2 separate regions of the Homo sapiens genome follow, and region 1 is linked to region 2. Evidence: read pairs that join two places in POLR2A ChIA-PET (ENCODE). Cell type or tissue: K562. All regions are shown on one strand. Each heading gives the region's core, and the rest is flanking DNA. Links, peaks and the distances in the headings are about the cores only.

Evidence for each region. ChIA-PET counts read pairs that join two places held together with the same protein. Peaks named below come from ENCODE experiments on the same cell type or tissue, not always from the same donor. Only the 100,000 strongest peaks of a DNase experiment are listed, where the experiment ranks them.
Region 1: POLR2A ChIA-PET joins it to region 2 with 6 read pairs; 4 of 35 experiments call an interaction of 5 or more read pairs at or near these places.

What each region holds. Positions count from the first base shown.
Region 1 is chr12:57,549,232-57,557,554 of GRCh38, forward strand. It overlaps KIF5A (kinesin family member 5A), which reads left to right and starts at 813. Exons shown (of 29, transcript NM_004984.4): 1 at 813-1,169. The coding sequence starts at 1,041. RefSeq lists a silencer at 540-879 and an enhancer at 1,148-1,740. In K562, for the core only: a CTCF peak has its summit at 806; DNase peaks (open chromatin) are centred at 780, 3,270, 3,800 and 4,310; H3K4me3 peaks cover 2,804 bases.
Region 2 is chr12:57,766,716-57,775,038 of GRCh38, forward strand. CYP27B1 (cytochrome P450 family 27 subfamily B member 1) reads right to left here and starts at 363. Exons shown (of 9, transcript NM_000785.4): 1 at 132-363. The coding sequence starts at 326. It overlaps METTL1 (methyltransferase 1, tRNA methylguanosine), which reads right to left and starts at 5,390. Exons shown (of 6, transcript NM_005371.6): 1 at 5,259-5,390; 2 at 4,379-4,542; 3 at 3,057-3,241; 4 at 2,850-2,963; 5 at 2,588-2,689; 6 at 1,756-2,436. The coding sequence starts at 5,368. The coding sequence ends at 2,281. It overlaps EEF1AKMT3 (EEF1A lysine methyltransferase 3), which reads left to right and starts at 5,899. Exons shown (of 3, transcript NM_015433.3): 1 at 5,899-6,186; 2 at 6,302-6,413. The coding sequence starts at 6,010. RefSeq lists enhancers at 4,249-5,448, 5,134-5,423, 5,554-6,063. In K562, for the core only: no CTCF peak of the experiment used is centred there; DNase peaks (open chromatin) are centred at 476, 5,136, 5,466, 5,826 and 1 weaker place; H3K4me3 peaks cover 2,734 bases.

The DNA.
Region 1 (8,323 bases), core at 241-8,240, 220 kb before region 2:
TCTGAATTTGCCTGAAACCCAAATGCCGGCTTTGCCTCAGACTTCAAAGTCTCTCTGGCCTTACCCATCCCCATCATTGCCCCTCCTTCACTGCTTTCTGACTCCCTTTCTCTTGCAAAGATGTTTCCCACCCATCTTCCTCCCATCCTCAGCCTAGGACACAAAAATAAGTATTGTATCTGCTTTTGAATTCCCATAACCCAGAATGGGAGTTTATCTTCCCTGAAACTGGGGACCTGGTGTGTACGTTGGGGAGACAGTATAGTGCACCTTTGGATGTGGAAGGGGAAGGGAGTAGCCAGAACCTCCCACGACACCCAACTTCATAGGAGTACAGGCAGGGGTCCCCCCAGAAAGCTGAGTGGGTTGGGAGTCCAGCTTCCGTGCATGTGGGGCATGGGATGGGCGTAGGGGGAGAATGAGAAGTGTGATCCCAGTTTGGAGAGAGGACTGTGACGGGTTGGGGGATGCCCTGGAATAAAGGGAGAGGGAGATCTGTTGACCCTTTTCGCTACACAGGCGACAGGCCCACCTCAGTCCCCTTATCCCTTCCAGGGGGTGGAGTCTGAGGGAGGGACAAACAGGTCGGGGGTATAGGGGTGGGATGCAGTGAGTTGGGTGGGGAAGGGTCGAGGGCAAGGTTATCTCCGAACGTTAGGGGTGGGGGAGGGAGGAGAGGAGCGGTGAGGTTCCACCCTTCGGGGGTCGACGTCGAGCCAGCGTCCCCAGTGGAGGGAGCCCCGCCCCCGCTCCTCCATCGCGGCCCCGCCCAGGCCCGCAGCGCGGCGCTGCAGCGCGAGGGGCGGAGAGGCAGAGAGCCCGAAAGGACCAGACGCCCAGGTCGCCCGCATCCCGCTGCCGCAGGAGAGAGACAGCGCGCCCCGGCCCTGCTCCCCAGGCTTCGCCCGGGCGCCCTCAACTCTGTCCCCAGAGACTGAGCACCTGTCCTCCGCCTCGGCCTCTGCTGAGAGCCCTCTCCTCTGGAGCACACACCACCCCTGCAGCCCAAGAAGAGTCCCAGCCCCACGCCGGCTACCACCATGGCGGAGACCAACAACGAATGTAGCATCAAGGTGCTCTGCCGATTCCGGCCCCTGAACCAGGCTGAGATTCTGCGGGGAGACAAGTTCATCCCCATTTTCCAAGGGGACGACAGCGTCGTTATTGGGGTGAGTGTCGCCCAGGAGGGAATTCGGGGAGGGGGCAGGTGGCTGAATCTCCCCGCCCCCCGCAGAGCCTTAGTCTCTGCTGGTCCCTTTGCTCCCCCTCCCCGCCGCTCATCCTTCATCCTCTTCCCCGCAGCCCCTCCTCTCCCCTGCATCAGGATGGCTGGGTGTGGCCTGGCCAGGCCAGCGGCCGAGTCTCTGCAGAGTGGCAGGGGGCTGCTTTCCTACCTTCGGGAGATCCAACTCCCCTTTGCTGCTGTCTGCAGCGTCTCCACCCGTTAGAACCAGTCCCATGTTTTTCTGATGTTTTCCCCTTCTCCACCACCCGCTCCCCAAGAGAAAGCGCATCTTCCCTTTGTTATTGGCTCAGATCTCTACCCCCACCTCCCGGAAGGTAAGGCGGAAGACTTTTGGGTGGATTAGATGGGAGGTGAGCAGTCCAGGGTCTCTGCAGAGTGTGGATGGAAGTGGGCTCTAAGACCAAACCTTCCATCATTCCCTAAAGTAGTTATAGCCTGGATTTTTGTGTGTGTGTTGTGGGGAGTAGGTCTGATGCAGGGTTTACTGGGAAAGAAATCATTGATGCCACACCCAATCTTGGGGGGAGCCTCTGGAATCCTAAGGTCAGGTCTGCCTTTTGGTCCCAGGTACAGTAGGAAGAGGGTTTCAGATTCCCCAACTGACCCCCCTAAAGAAAAATGCCCAAACCCTGAGATCCTAGTCAGTACCTGCTTATTCATCCTTTCTCTTGAGGATCCAATAGAAAGTAGCCATCCAGCTCTACCTCATCATGACAGCCCTACCCAAGGAGGATATCTTAAGGGAACTAATATTAACAGTGGGCCTGTTACTCTACGTATATTATTTAACCCCCAAAACAACATTCAGAAGTAGTATCAATATTTCCATTTTACAGATGCAGAAATTGAGGCCCAAAGAACTTGAATAACTTTCTCAAGGTCATGCTATTCATCCATGGATCTGAACCTAAATCTGTGACTGCAAACCTCCCATCTCTTCTATCACATTGCCTACCCAGGTTTCTGTTCTGCACCTTTATCTGTAATGGCCCAAAGGGAAATTCTAGGCCTTGCCCACTCCCCCTGAGGTTGGTAGGGACCTCAGGCTGTGTGTGGGGAGAAAAGATCTGGGGTCGAGTCCTGTAGGGCTTGAGGGGTGCTGGGCCAGGAAACAAAAACTAGCTTGAGGAGGGAGGGGCATGTACGAGGGCAGTCAAGGTCAGAGGTGCTTCTTATGTATCTTTATCCACAGTGCTTGGCACAGAGCACCTGGACACAGGCTTGTTAAAGGAATGAAGGAAAGAAGGGGAGGAAGCCTGGGCCTTCTGAGTCAGTGAGAATGGGACTTTGAATAAACATGCTTCGGGGGAGACCTGCTTACCAGTCCCCAAGGGCCCCAGTCTGTCACCACCTTGCACCCTTACCCACACTGTTAACTCAAATGGATGCTTTTGGTCTCTCTCTCTCTCTCTCTCTCTCTCTCTCTCTCTGTGTATGTATTTGCCACATGGAGAGGGCCTCTGTTTCTTTTTGCTTCAGGGACCTCGCTGGCCCTGCAGTCTGTTCAGTCTGGCTGGGCTAAAAACAAAACAAAACAAAACAAAACAACCACAAAACAACTCCTGGATCAACTCTGGAGGACCCCTCTCAGAGTGTCCTGGATAGCCAGCATTAGTTGTGAGAGTTGGAGCTTCAGATCCCCCTGAGACATAAAGGCTGAGAAACAGGAGGAGGGTGATGATGGGGGCAAAACTTTTAGGCCCAATTTCCTTGCTCTGGGAGGTTTTTCCAGTAAGACTGAACCAACTCCTTTAGGCTCTCTGGGCCATCCTAGTATAGTGGGATGGGGCAGGGGGTGATGTTGGTAAGAGGGGTGTGGTGTCGATCTGTTGTTAGCCCAGCTAAACAGGAGAGACACACAGTGGGAGGTGGGCAAGGAGGAAAGATGAATAGAAGCCCCAGGCCCCCTGCCAATTCAGATTCCATCTCAGCTCCACAGCTGGATCTTCCTTGTCTGTTTTGCCTGATATCTGTAGGGCTGTACCTTTGTCTTGCTCGTATCTTCCCTCACCCTAGCCCTCCCTGTCAATCTCTCACTTGAAGATAAATGCTTACGGGGGGGCCATTTTGTCTTAGGCAACATCCTTGGAGTTTGCTTTTTCAGACTTAATATTCATTCATCATTTAGGGAATGAGGGCTACAGGAGACATGATTTTTAGGAGACCCTTGAGGGTCCCAACAAGGGAAGGAAATTCCTACTCCTTTTTCTCTTTTCCCCTCTAGCTCTTTTTGGAGCCCACCAGGTCGGGAGCTGGCTTAGGAATTAATGGGGGAGGCTGCTTCAGGATGTCTAGGAAGGTGCGGGAAGAGTGAAGGTGGGAGAGATAATCTTTCCCAATGCAGCCCCTACTCCTTCCTGTGACTGCTCTCCCCTTCGCCTCTGCAGCACTGCGGCCAGCGCTGAGCTTCAGAGTCCCTTCTGTTCGTGGGCTTTGTTCTGCTTGTTAGAGGGTAGGAGAATAAGCTGGAGAGACAGCTCTGTGTGCCTTTTTTCTCCCCTACTCCTCTGACTTCTTCCAGGAACCTGGGGGATGGGGCTTAGCCAAAGTTAATGGCCTGAGTCATAGCAGAAGGGTGTCTGGGTCACCGTCTGTGTGTGGTGCCCATCTTGTTTTGCTTTTGCACACTCAGAATCCAGTGTGACTTTTTCGCCAGACCCATTTAAGTGTCTGTCTTCCTCTGCCTTGGTCTTTCTCAGCAGTGTCCCAGTGCCTGCTGTCTGGACTGCTGCATCTGTACCAGATGTGGGAGGGATGACAGTGAAGAAACACATACATACACACACACACTCTTTCTCTTTCCCCTTCATTCAAGTGTACACAGCTACCTCCCTCAGGTCTCCCAATGGTTAAGTGGGTTCTTAATGCAAGAAACTAGGACCATTGTGTACCTCACTTGGCAAAGCTAGGTTGGGACCTGCAGGGTTATTGGAGCAGAATCAGTATTGTTTGGGGTGGCCTGGGATTTGATATCTGAAGTGGGGAGCAGGGCTGTCCTTTGCTTTGGGGGAGTCTCATAAAGAAAAATGGAGACGAGAAGTAACGTTCATTGTGGCCAGTGTCTCTCCAGCATTACCATGGCAACAATCCCCACGGGTGTCACTATGGAAATCAGGCCTGGCACTTGAAGTTCAGCTTATACCAAGTGCTTTACTGAGGGTTGAACAGGTTGGTCATCTTTGGACCCCTGATCTTAAACCCCCAGCCCCAATTAGCTTCAGTCAGCACACATGATAGAAAAGTACAGAAAGGTGCTGGGATACACAAATGGAAGAGGAGACACCAGGGAGGCTCGGAGTGTGATTAAATTAAAAGAGAACAAAGAACCCTGGACTGTGGGACTCTGAAGAGAGGCCCTTCAGAGAAGGCTATAAGGAGCACTTAGACTGCTGGGGGTGGGAGAGAGATTGGATTTCGGCGACATTTCTAAGAGGAGGAGGGACTCTGTGACTATTTCTCATTAACAACTCACAGAGTCTTCGATTACCTGGAGGTAGAGAGGGTGGGTGGCAGAATTACATACTTCTGAAAATGGGATTGAGGTTGGAAAAAGGGAGTGATGAAAGGCTTTAGTTCTGTCTGGAAATACTTGGAAAAATGCCCAAATGTGAGGAGGGGGGATATGGAGTAGGGGAAGAAAAAGCCTTGATAAGGCTCTGACACAGTGTTGGCATTTCAGTTCTTGGATCACTTTGCAGTGTGGGTCTGGAATCAGATTGCTTGAATTTGAAACTGTGCTCTACCATTTCTCAGCCATGTGACTGTGGGGAAGCTACCTGACCTCTTTGAGCCTGTTTCGTCATCTATAAAGTGGTAATAATAATAGTATCTATGTCCTAGGATTACTGTGAACATTAAATGAGATAATGCATATAAACTGCTTTGTAACATGGCAGGCACACAGTAAACCCTCAATAAGAGTTAGATATTATCACTATTTTATATGCTATCTCCCCACAAGCTAGCTTTGACAAAATTGGGAAGTGGGTAACACTTTTCCTTTTTACTAATTGTTTCATGCAAACCTCCAGATCCCAAGTATCTTCTTGCTCCCTTCCTTGTCAATATCTATGTTTAGTCAACAAATATTTATGAAGAGCATCTGTCATAGTCCTCTATATGTTGCTATAAAGGAATACCCCAGGCTGGGTAATTTATAAAGAAAAGAGATATATTTGGCTAACAGTTCTGCAGGCTGTACAAGAAGCATGGCACCAGCATCTGCTCTGATGAGGGCCTCAGGAAGCTTCCAGTCATGGTGGGAGGCAAAGAGGGAGCAGGAATCACATGGCGAGAGAGGGAAAAAGAGGGAGAGCAAGAGGTGCCAAGCTCTTTTTAACAGCCAGCTCTCACATGAACTCATAAAGCGATAACTCACTCATTACCATGGGGAAGGCACCAAGCCACTCATCAGGGATTTACCTCCTTGAGCCAAGCACTTCCCACCATGCCCCACCTCCAACAATGGGGATCAAATGTCAACATGAGATTTGGAGGGGACAAACATCCAAACTACATCAGCATCCTATAGGCCAGGGACTGTGTTTGGTGTTGGGGATTTAAAGGGAATCCCTGCCTTCAAGAAAATCTGGATCAAGGTTGTGATCCATAGCCCATGGAGTGGCCTGCGCAGAGGCAGGGGAGAGGAACATCAGATATGGCTTTTGCTAACTATCTATATACTCCCCCAGATTCTGATAAGGAACCTCCCACAACATACTACAGTCTGATTCAGAGTATTGTGTGTTATGAGAGCTGTAAATAATGGTGGTGCTTCCCATGTCTATGGGCAGGAAAAGTGGAAGACCACTGGTCTAGTTATTTTCATGAAAAGATCACTTTTCTCTAGGCACATTGCCCATGGGTTAGCCCTGCTGTACAAGGAGCAGTAATGAAAAAAAAATCAGGCAAAATTAATTCATCCTGAGTATAATCAATAGAAAATTAAAAGAAATGTACAAAACTTAGCCGAGCATGGTGGTGGCTGCCTGTAGTCCCAGCTACTCAGGAGGCTGATGCAGGAGAATTGCTTGAACCTGGGAGGCGGAGGTTGCAGTGAGCCGAGATCTTGCCACTGCACTCCAGCCTGGGCAACAGAGCAAGACTCCGTCTCAAAAATAAATAAATAAATAAAAATTAAAAAAACAAATTGGCTGGGCACGGTGGCTCACGCCTATAATCTCAGCACTTTGGGAGACAGAGGCGGGTGGATAACAAGGTCAGGAGTTCGACACCAGCATGGCCAACATGGTGAAACCCTGTCTGTACTGAAAATATAAAAATTAGCCGGGCGTGGTGGTGGGCGCCTGTAATCCCAGCTACTCGGAAGGCTGAGGCAGGAGAATCGCTTGAACCTGGGAGGCGAAGGTTGCAGTGAGCCAAGATCATGCTGCTGCACTCCAGCCTGGGCGAAAGAGTGAAACTCTATCTCAAAAAAAAAAAAAAAAGAAAAAGAAAGAAAGAAAAAAAAGAAAAAACAAATTTACATTTTAAAAGGAATAAACAACTTAAAGACATAAAGAGCCAGGCTTGGAATTTTAGAGCCCAGCCAAGAATACAGAAGTAGGTAGCAGGCCTTCCCAGAACTCCTGAAATCATATCTCATGTCACATGGCTTTCCCTGCTCAGGAGATTACTAAATGCACCAATTTTTAGCTCTTGGGTATCTTTTTTTTTTTTCAGACGGAGTCTCGCTCTGTCACCCAGGCTGGAGTGCAGTGGCGCGATCTCGGCTCACTGGAAACTCCGCCTTCCGGGTTCACGCCATTCTTCTGCCTCAGCCTCCCAAGCAGCTGGGACTACAGGCGCCTGCCACCACGCCCGGCTAATTTTTTGTATTTTTAGTGGAGACGGGGTTTCACCGTGTTAGCCAGGATGGTCTCGATCTCCTGACCTCGTGATCCACCCGCCTCGGCCTCCCAAAGTGCTGGGATTACAGATGTGAGCCACCGCGCCCAGCCCACTCTTGGGTATCTTTTAGACTCAGATCTGAGAATCTCTTCCTTCTTCCCTCTCTGCTCTTTTCTTTCTTCCCAGCCTAGACTGATGTAAAGGGGTTCCTGATGAAAAGGGGCTATAATTGGCTTCAGCATTTGGAGAGCGCTCTCCATTTTAATGCGTCTGTGGAGCCTTCTAGATCCTGTAACTGGGAATGTTTTGAGGGAGTGTGTGTGGGGGCTGGGGTGGGGTGGTTGGTGTGTTGGTGCCCATGTGTTTGTGGGGGGAGGGGAGGGGCAAGATTGGCTTGAGAGTTACATTTAATCCCCTTTGGCTGGGTGCCTGGCTTCATGAAGCATGGATAGAGATTGTTGGTGGGAAAGAGATGAGAAAGCCAGTCTCATCTTTTCACATTTTTCTGCCTGTTTTATATTCTGGCTGCACTGGCAGTTGATTAAATGATGCCCACCCAGATTAAGGGTGGATCTGCCTTTCCCAGTCCACTGACTCATATGTTAATATCCTTTGGCAACACCCTCACAGACACACCCAGGATCAATACTTTGCATCATTCAGTCCAGTCAAGTTGACACTCAGTATTAACCATCACAATTCCACCCCTCATCAACTTGAACCCATACACATCTCCTGAGATCGTACAAATCTTCAAATAAGGACAATAATAAGGTCATAATTATGCGCCTAATATAATACAACTATCCTTCGTACAACCGGAAATGCACCAATCCCCAACCCAAATGCTATTATATAAAGTTAACATACTTAAATGCTGATACGAAGTCAATAAGTCTTATGTCACATAATAAAGGAAAAAGGAAATTAAAAAAAAAAAGATGAGAGGCATTGGCTTGAGATAGACATATTTTGCTTGTTTCTGTTTCTTGGCCACTGGGTGGGAGAAACATTGAGGTAGATTACAATTTAAAATTAATTACAATTCAAAATTAAGGTAGATTTTTCTTTAATAATATTAAAAATAATGTAATTACAACACTAATACATTTTAATTGTTAACAAAGTTCAAGACAAAGGAAAGGACACCGAAGAAGCTAAAAATCACCCAATATCTTACCACCCCAAAGAAGCACTGTTATTAATAATAATTTGATGTATTTTTCC
Region 2 (8,323 bases), core at 313-8,312:
CCTTTTCCTTATTTCATGGGCATCCGTTCTCTCTGGCTGTCCCACATTTGCTCTGCACTAGTCAGTCCTTTCTGACGCTGTCAAAACCAGTTTCCCCAGCACTCTGTCTCGGGAAAGGCGTCCCTTCCTACCTGCAGCTCGTGTAGCCTCGACAGCCCCCCCTTGCAGAAAAGTTCGGCCAGAAAGCTGGGCGTAGAGGGGCCTGGGATGTCTGCCAAGCTCCGGCGTGCTGAGTGGTACTCTCGGTAGCCTAGGGAGGCGCCCAACTCGGGCGCCCAGCGGACGCGATGGAACACTCTGGAGGCGTACTTGAGGGTCTGGGTCATGGTCTGGTTCAGGGTGCTCGCGAAAGAAAGCGCTTCTCCTGAGCATCATATCTCAACCCCTATTTAACCTTTGGGTGAGGTGATGACGCCCCCTCTCCAAGCTCCTCAGCCAATCCCTCCTCCTGAGTGGTCTGTGCTGGGGATTAGCACCCAGGAACAGTAGGCGGGGCTGGGGCTGACTTCACAACTCCCTTGGGTCTCATGTTGCAATGACCCTCATGGGAGGGAGGGCCTAAGATTTTCCTCCTGGGAGAGTGCCTTTGTCTAGGAGCCTCAAAGTCTCATCCTAGGAAAGGCTATAAGGCTTTTTAGTAGGGACTAGGTGACCAAGCTACACTAGTCAGTCTCTGATATTCCCACTTCTACCAGTGAGCCCAGCCCCTTTAGGCCCATCCTCAGGAATTCCCCATCTTTCAGCTCCTCCAGGAAGGGAAGCAGGGGAGGCACAGCTGTAACTGTCCCCACATTCTTGGCTTAGTGGGTTGTATCTTCTCTGCATTATTTTCCTGCACTAGCCACACCTCCCCCTCCTCCTGTACCTAACATATACTGGGCAGATGGCAGGTGGGTTAATGGGCTAAAATGGCTCCTAGAACCTCCATCTTTCTTTCTTGAGGATAAGGGGGTCTCTTGGGTATACAAGCCCCCTCCTTCCAGACATGGGAATTTGGGGCTTGAGAAGCAGAAATGAAACTTTTTGTACATTAGTTAAGTTCAGAGATTGTCTGTGGGGTGTTAGAGGAGCTAAATGGATGTGGATGTTCTAATTCCCCAGCTGACTCGGTCTCCTCTGGGGGGCTTTCTGGTTAGCAGCTCCTTTCTACTTTTAGCCTCAGAATCCTGTGGTGGCTCATGCCTATAATCCCAGCACTTTGGGAGGCTGAGGCAGGAGGATGGCATGAGGCCAGGAGGTTGAGACAAGCTTGAGCAACATAGCAAGACTGTCTCTACAGAAGAAGTTTAAAAATTAGGCTGGGCACGGCAGCTCATGACTGTAATCCCAACACTTTGGGAGGCTAAGGTGGGCAGACTGCTTGAGCTCAGGAGTCTGAGACCAGCCTGGGCAACATAGTGGAACTGTCTCTACAAAAAATACAAAAATTAGCCAGGCATGGTGGCGTATGCCTGTAGTGCCTTGAGAGGCTGAGGTGGATTACATGAGCCCGGGAGGTCAAGGCTGCAGTGAGTTATGATTGTACCACTGCACTCCAGCCTAGGCAACAGAGAGAGGGCCTGTCTCTAAAAAAAATTAAAATAAAAGAATCTCCCACAGTTTACCTCTCTGCTCCTTACTCCCTCATTCCCCACTGCAACTCTATCAGGCTCTGTGCCAGTCAGCTAGCTCTGAAGTTCTGGAATTGAAGGTCAATGTGAAAAAGGAGAGGGTCTCCACCCCCACACCTTCCCAAGGACTCTCCAGAGACAACACTTAGGGAACACAGATTCCCCAGGTCAAGTCTTACGCAGGGAGAGGACAGGAGGATGGTAGAAGGCATATGATACATACTCCACCCTTTCCTGAGAAATGGCAGAATAGGCATGTGTACACATATACATGTTATCCCAGGATCCACAAAGCAAACAGAAGTGGTAATTGAGCCTAGCAAGCAGTTTAGATGGACTACATTCCTCATTCCAGCTGAGGAGAGATCTCACAAGGAGAAAGGAGTGCTAAGGAAGAGCAAGACCCCACAGCCTTCCAAAGATCCCCTATGGTCCAAAGTCCTTTGACCATCTCAGTCAGCTGCTTTGTTTTCTGTTGGCAGTGGAGGGACAAGGTGAGAGGAGCCAGGGGTAGTCATGAACACCAGTGGGTTCTGCCCTGGGCAGCTCCCCACCTTCTTTAAGAGAGTACTGTGTCTCAGCTCCAGCAGTCTCAACTGGGAAGACCCAGGACTCCTGCTCTTTTCTCTAATCCCTGGGAGACGAGGTCCAGCTAAGGTAGAGTAAGCAGTCAGTGACCAGGCAGGCTGGTTTGGGAGGTCACTGCCTGGAGGACGGGATCTTGTATTCTTCGGAAGATGGCTGGGAAATTCTTCCCTCCATTACGTAGAACTTTCTTCCCCTCCTCAGTTGAGGTGCCTAGATGTCCCACAACGGGGTCTTCACTCTGGGAGAAGGAAGGGTCCAATAAGTCCTTGCCCACTGTTCAGACTGCCCCTGGCCCTTAGACACCTATCCCATCCTCCTGGCACTGAGTTAAGTCCAAATACAGAACCACTCTGGAAAGGGCCTCCACCTCCTCTAGGTCCCCTACTCACCAGGTCCTCCAGAGGCACACGCTCAAACAGTGGGTGCTCTTCGAAATGAGTGCACATCCAGTCGTGTAGCTCCAGCACATCGGTTATGGTATACACCAGCCCCTGCATAGGCAAAATCACCCTAGACAGGAGGCTGCATGCAACGTCAGCAGCCAGATGAAGGAAGTGGTGGTGTGAGTCCCTAAATGCACCCCCACTGAATTCTTAGTGAAGGGCCCCTGAGTAGGCCACTCACCCCATCATCCCTCCGATCCCAACTCACCCCAACTCTTAGCACGTAGGCATATTCTGCTAGCAGGGTGGGACTGATGATTCGCCACTTGTGCTTTGTCCGCTTGAAATGTGGGTCGGGGAAGAGGAAGAACATCTTTGTCAGCTGTGAGACAGACACACACCAACAGGGTTGTGAGAGCCTGGCCTCCATGCCCCCACCTGCCTACCAGCCTAACCCACCAGGGCCCCTCCCCACCTGGCCCTTGTAGAAGAAGTTAGGAAGGTGCTTCATGGCATTGCTACGGAGACAGGCGATGTTCTGGAAGCCACCTGCAGGAGCTGCGCGTAGGGCCCGAATCCGGTCTTGTACATAGTCTGAGACCTTCACCCGGATCTCCAGACCCAGAATAAGTGTGTCTGGGAACAGCGGTGACAGTTCCACTGCACACAGAAATAGCAATGGAATCATCAACCATATACTTGTAGGAAGTGCAAAGGGGTCAACACAGGAAAGGAAGCCTCAACCTGCAACTACCAAAGTCCAGAACGGCAAGAGAGGACAGAGATACATATATGGATAGTTTTATGCTCAAGAGGCGGGGGGAGAAATGAAAATTGTCACCAGGACCAGAATGGGAGGGCTGAGGATACATGTATATTTGCCATTGCTTTAGAGTTTTCCACAGTGTTTTCACACATTGTGTTATTTCATCCTTATAACACTCTGTGGTAAATTGTGAAGATAAGGAAACTGAGGGTCAGATATGCCGAAGATCATAGAGTTAAGAAGGGGCAGAACTGGAACTTATTTATTTGAGATGGAGTCTTGCTCTGTCACCCAGGCTGGAGTGCAGTGGCACAATCTTGGCTCACTGCAATCTCTGCCTCCCAGGTTCAAGTAATTCTCCTGCCTCAGCCTCCTGAGTAGCTGGTCTTGAACTCCTGGCCTCAAGTGGTCCACCTGCCTCAGCCTCCCAAAGTGTTGGGATTACAGGTGTGAGCCACTGTGCCCAGGCAGAACTGGACCTTAAACCAAGGTTTTCTGCCTCTATGTACCATGCTCTTCTTCTCTATCAGGCTGTTATCTGTTTGGGAAGATCTAAAAATAGGGAGTGGCTTGGCATGCATGGGTGGGACAATACAGACAATACAAGAGGAACCCAAAAAACAGGAGAGTGGGGCAGAAGGAATGAGATCTGGCGAGGGAGGGGCAAAGGGGAGGGGAGATGGTAGAATCTCTGAGAAAAGACAGTTCAGGATCACTGGCCACAACGGCTAATCTCTGATGCTTGTGCTGACCAGCTCACTGACCCGGAACCTGGCAGATGAAATGGCTCATGTAGGGATTGACGCCAGAAAGGACAACCCAGGTTTTAAGAAGCATTTGAGGCAGCCCCCTCCACTCTCCAGGGCAAAGGTCACAGACCCAGAGTAGAGGGTAGGTGGAGCCTCTCCATGCTGATGTCACCAGTGTCTGGACGAAAGGGGAAAGGCCAATTATGACCCCCCACAAAAGTTGCTGAGGCAGCAGAAGCTACTAGGCCTCTTCTCACCCCAAAAAGAGGGCCTGAGTGTTACCTAACAGGCCACCATAGCCACAGCCTATGTCTGCAAACTCCACTTGGGCCTGAGCTCTCTTTTCTTTCTTATCCTTTGGGTCATCGTGGCTCTGATTTTGAGTGAGTGGAGCGAAGAACTCTGGGTATAGCTCAGACCAGTCCATCTCCTCTGGCTTCACAGGGCTATTGGAAAGAAGACATAAGAAGCATGAGAAGGTTGGTCACACCATTGCAGAAGTGGTACTGTGAGAGTGTGTGGGTGGGTGAGGGTGGGAGGTAAAAGGGAGGAGGGTTTCTCAAAAATTCTGTAACACTGGGCCCTGTGGCCTCTAAGAGGGACAATGGAAACCACCCTTAACTCCCAGTGTGAATCATAGGACCATCATGAGGCCCATAAACGCTGACCTGCCCAACTCCACTTCTGGCGGTTGATGTGACCCTGGCCGGGTAACTGCCCTTTCTGGGGCACAAGTTCCCCTTCTCCCGAGACTGGCTGCCTAATGCACTGGGATCCTACTTTGTGTTTGTGCTCTGCGGGGAGGGAAGGTAAGGTAAGGTGCGGGCAGGATTGTGTATATGTTTGCCTTTTTATTAAATCCAACAAACAAAAGCAAAAGATGGAAACGACATTCTGCCTCTATCACTTCAGTCTCAGTAACAATTTATTTCTCTTCCCAAACTTAGCACCGCTACCCAGACTTAGGCCCGAACGCCACGCCCACTCTCAACCCGCCAACTCCTCTCTCGGTCGAATCTCCCGGTCCCACCCCCAAAAACTGACGTCACCCATCTGATCCTCCCGGGTCTACCCCAAATCCTCCCAGCAGTTGCAGCACAACTGCTCTCCCGGCTGCTTTGAGAATCCCGCCCTCCTCTCTCTCCCTCTGCCCACTCCTCACTAGCGCAGCGTGTGGTCCGCCATGGGGTTGGAGTGAGCACGTTGCCGGTAGTAGCGCTTCTGGGGCGGTGGGGCCTCTGCTCCGGCCACGTTCCGAGTCTCGGCTGCCATGATCCCAGTCCGGGGTTTCTCTACCAAATCCACGTGGAGGCGCAGGCCAGAGGCGCAAGTTAATGACGCAGCCATGCGCGTTGGTGGCAGTTCCCGCCCCTTAAAGACCCAAGAGCAAATTCAGCTGGGCTGGGCTGGGCTGGGCTGGGCTAGGTGGGGAGGGCTGTAAGGAGCGAGTGCTGGAGGGAACCTCCGCACCGTTAGCCTCCAACTGGGAGGGCGAGGCCAGGCCCAGGGACCCAACGTTTTCTCTTAGCTTGCTTCTGCCTGGTCTGGGTTACCATCCTGGTTGCAGGCACCTGTGCACCCCACAGGTGAGAGGGGTCTAGAGACCTCGCCTTCTACAGTGGCATCAGTCCTCGCTCCTGTCCCCTTACTCCTGGTCTCGGACCAGTCCGCCCGGTCTGACTCTTGTGGTCCCGTGTGGGTTTCGTCGAGTGTGCGCTCGGGGCCGGGGCGGGAGGGGCAGCTCCTCATTCCACCTCCAGGAAATCGAACTGGAGGAAGGAGGGCAAACTCAGGGAGGCGGGGCTCGTTCCACAGGGACACCACGACGGCTCGCGGCCCCCAGCCTCTACCCCGCTCCGGATCCGGGATCTGAGCGCCGGCCGCGGTGCCCAGGCACTCCCTTGGCGGGCCGGATGGCGGACCCCGGCCCAGATCCCGAATCTGAGTCGGAATCGGTGTTCCCGCGGGAGGTCGGGCTCTTTGCAGACTCTTACTCGGAGAAGAGCCAGTTCTGTTTCTGTGGGCATGTGCTGACCATCACGCAGAACTTTGGGTCCCGCCTCGGGGTGGCGGCGCGCGTGTGGGACGCGGTGAGGAATGGGCTGCGCCGGGTGAGGGTCCGTGGGAGGTCCAGATCCCGGACTCCGCCTCTCCCATATGGAGCCATCCTCACGACTGTCTTTTTCTCTGTCTTTTCTCCCGTAGGCCCTGAGCCTGTGCAATTATTTCGAGAGTCAAAATGTGGATTTCCGAGGCAAGAAGGTGATCGAACTGGGTGCGGGGACAGGCATCGTGGGGATCTTGGCAGCGCTGCAGGGTGCGTGAGCTGGCTTTTTACGGGAGAGAGTGGGGACCCAGGGGCGCGGAGAAATGGTCACTTCGTGGATCTTTGGGGGAGAGGGGAGAACTTTGGGCCCAGTCTAACCCCTTCTTTTTAACAAATTTTTTTTTAAAATTTGTTTTTGTTTTTATTTTGGCGTCTGCTTCTGCGTGCCAGACAGCGCGAATTGCCTGTCAAAGCACCTAGGGTGGGTGATTGGGGAGGGCAGGAAATAAAACTCAGGCAGGCCTATAAGAAGGAGTTGTTTCTATCGTGTTGCTTTTTTTTTGTTTTTAATTTTTTTTGTTTTTTTGAGACGGAGTCTCACTGTGTCGCCCAGGCTGGAGTGCAGTGGCTGCTATCCCCACTAACTGCAACCGCTGCCTCCCGGGTTCAAGCAATTCTCATGCCTCAGCCTCCGAAGTAGCTGGAATTACAGGCTTGCGCTACCATACCCGGCTACTTTTTGTATTTTTAGTAGAAGACGTTTCACCATGTTGGCCAGGCTGGTCTCGAACTCCTGACCTCAGGTGATCCATCTGCCTCGCGAGGCGCCTGGGATTACAGGCGTGAGCCACGACACCCAGCCTTGTGTTACTCTTTGTGATTTTATGGAGAATACTGTCACTTAAAAGCGCCTTGGCTTTGGACATGGTCTTCTGTCAAGATGCACATATGGGGGTACTCTGTAGGGAGACTTGCAGACATTAAACTTCGTGAGTGCTTTATAACTTTATTATGAATATATTTCAGATTCCTTAGGTTTTTATTGCTAAGAGAAACAAGCTTATGAGTTTCCAAGGGTTAGGATGTGTTTTGTAGGAAGCGGGGTAGGAATTAGACACTGCAGACTTGGAAAAGGAAAAGGTAAGGAAAAATTTGCTTCTCTTTTGTCAAGAAGCAAAAACTACAGAGGAAACAGTTTCACAAATTATAATCTAATGGGCAGAAAAAACCTCAAACTGAAAGCACTCGTTTAAAAATTCTTACAATGTCATCTCCCTAGGAATGTAAATTAACATGTCTTTGTTCATAGGGACAGAACTAGGTCATATTAAGGGAAGCCTAGCCGGGCGCAGTGGCTCACACCTGTAATCCCAGCCCTTTGGGAGGCCAAGGTGGGTGGATCACCTGAGGTCAGGAGTTTGAGACCAGCCTGACCAACATGGTGAAACCCCATCTCTACTAAAAATACAAAATTAGCCGAGCATGATGGCTTATGCCTGTAATCTCAGCTACTTGGGAGGCTGAGACAGGAGAATCGCTTGAACCCGGGAGGTGAAGGTTGCAGTGAACTGAGATCGCACCATTGCACTCCAGCCTGGGCAACAAGAGTGAAACTCTGTCTCAAAAATAAAAAAAGGGAAATCTTCCCAGAGGCAGGCATTCATTCTTCTATTCATTCAACCAAAATGTATTTCAAGTCCCCTATGTACCAAGAATCATGCTAGGTATTGGGGATTCAACAATAAATAAGACAGATTTTCTCTCCCCAAGGAGCTTATGGTCTAGTGAGGGAGACAGAGGACGATGTCATAGAACAAGAACTCTGGCGAGGTATGCGTGGAGCCTGTGGACATGCTCTATCCATGTCTACCATGACTCCCTGGGAATCCATCAAGGGAAGCTCTGTCAGGTGAGGAGGAGGTGAACAGTGTGAACACAGCAGGCTCAGAAACACTGGAGGGTGCCGGCCGGGCTCGGTGGCTCATGCCTATAATCCCGGCACTTTGGGAGGCCGAGGCAGGCGGATTACCTGAGGTCAGGAGTTTGAGACCAGCCTGACCAACATGGAGAAACCCCATCTCTACTAAAAATACAACATTAGCCGGGTGTGGTGGTGCATGCCTGTAATCCCAGCTACTTGGGGGGCTGAGAAAGGAGAATTGCTTGAACCCGGGAGGCGG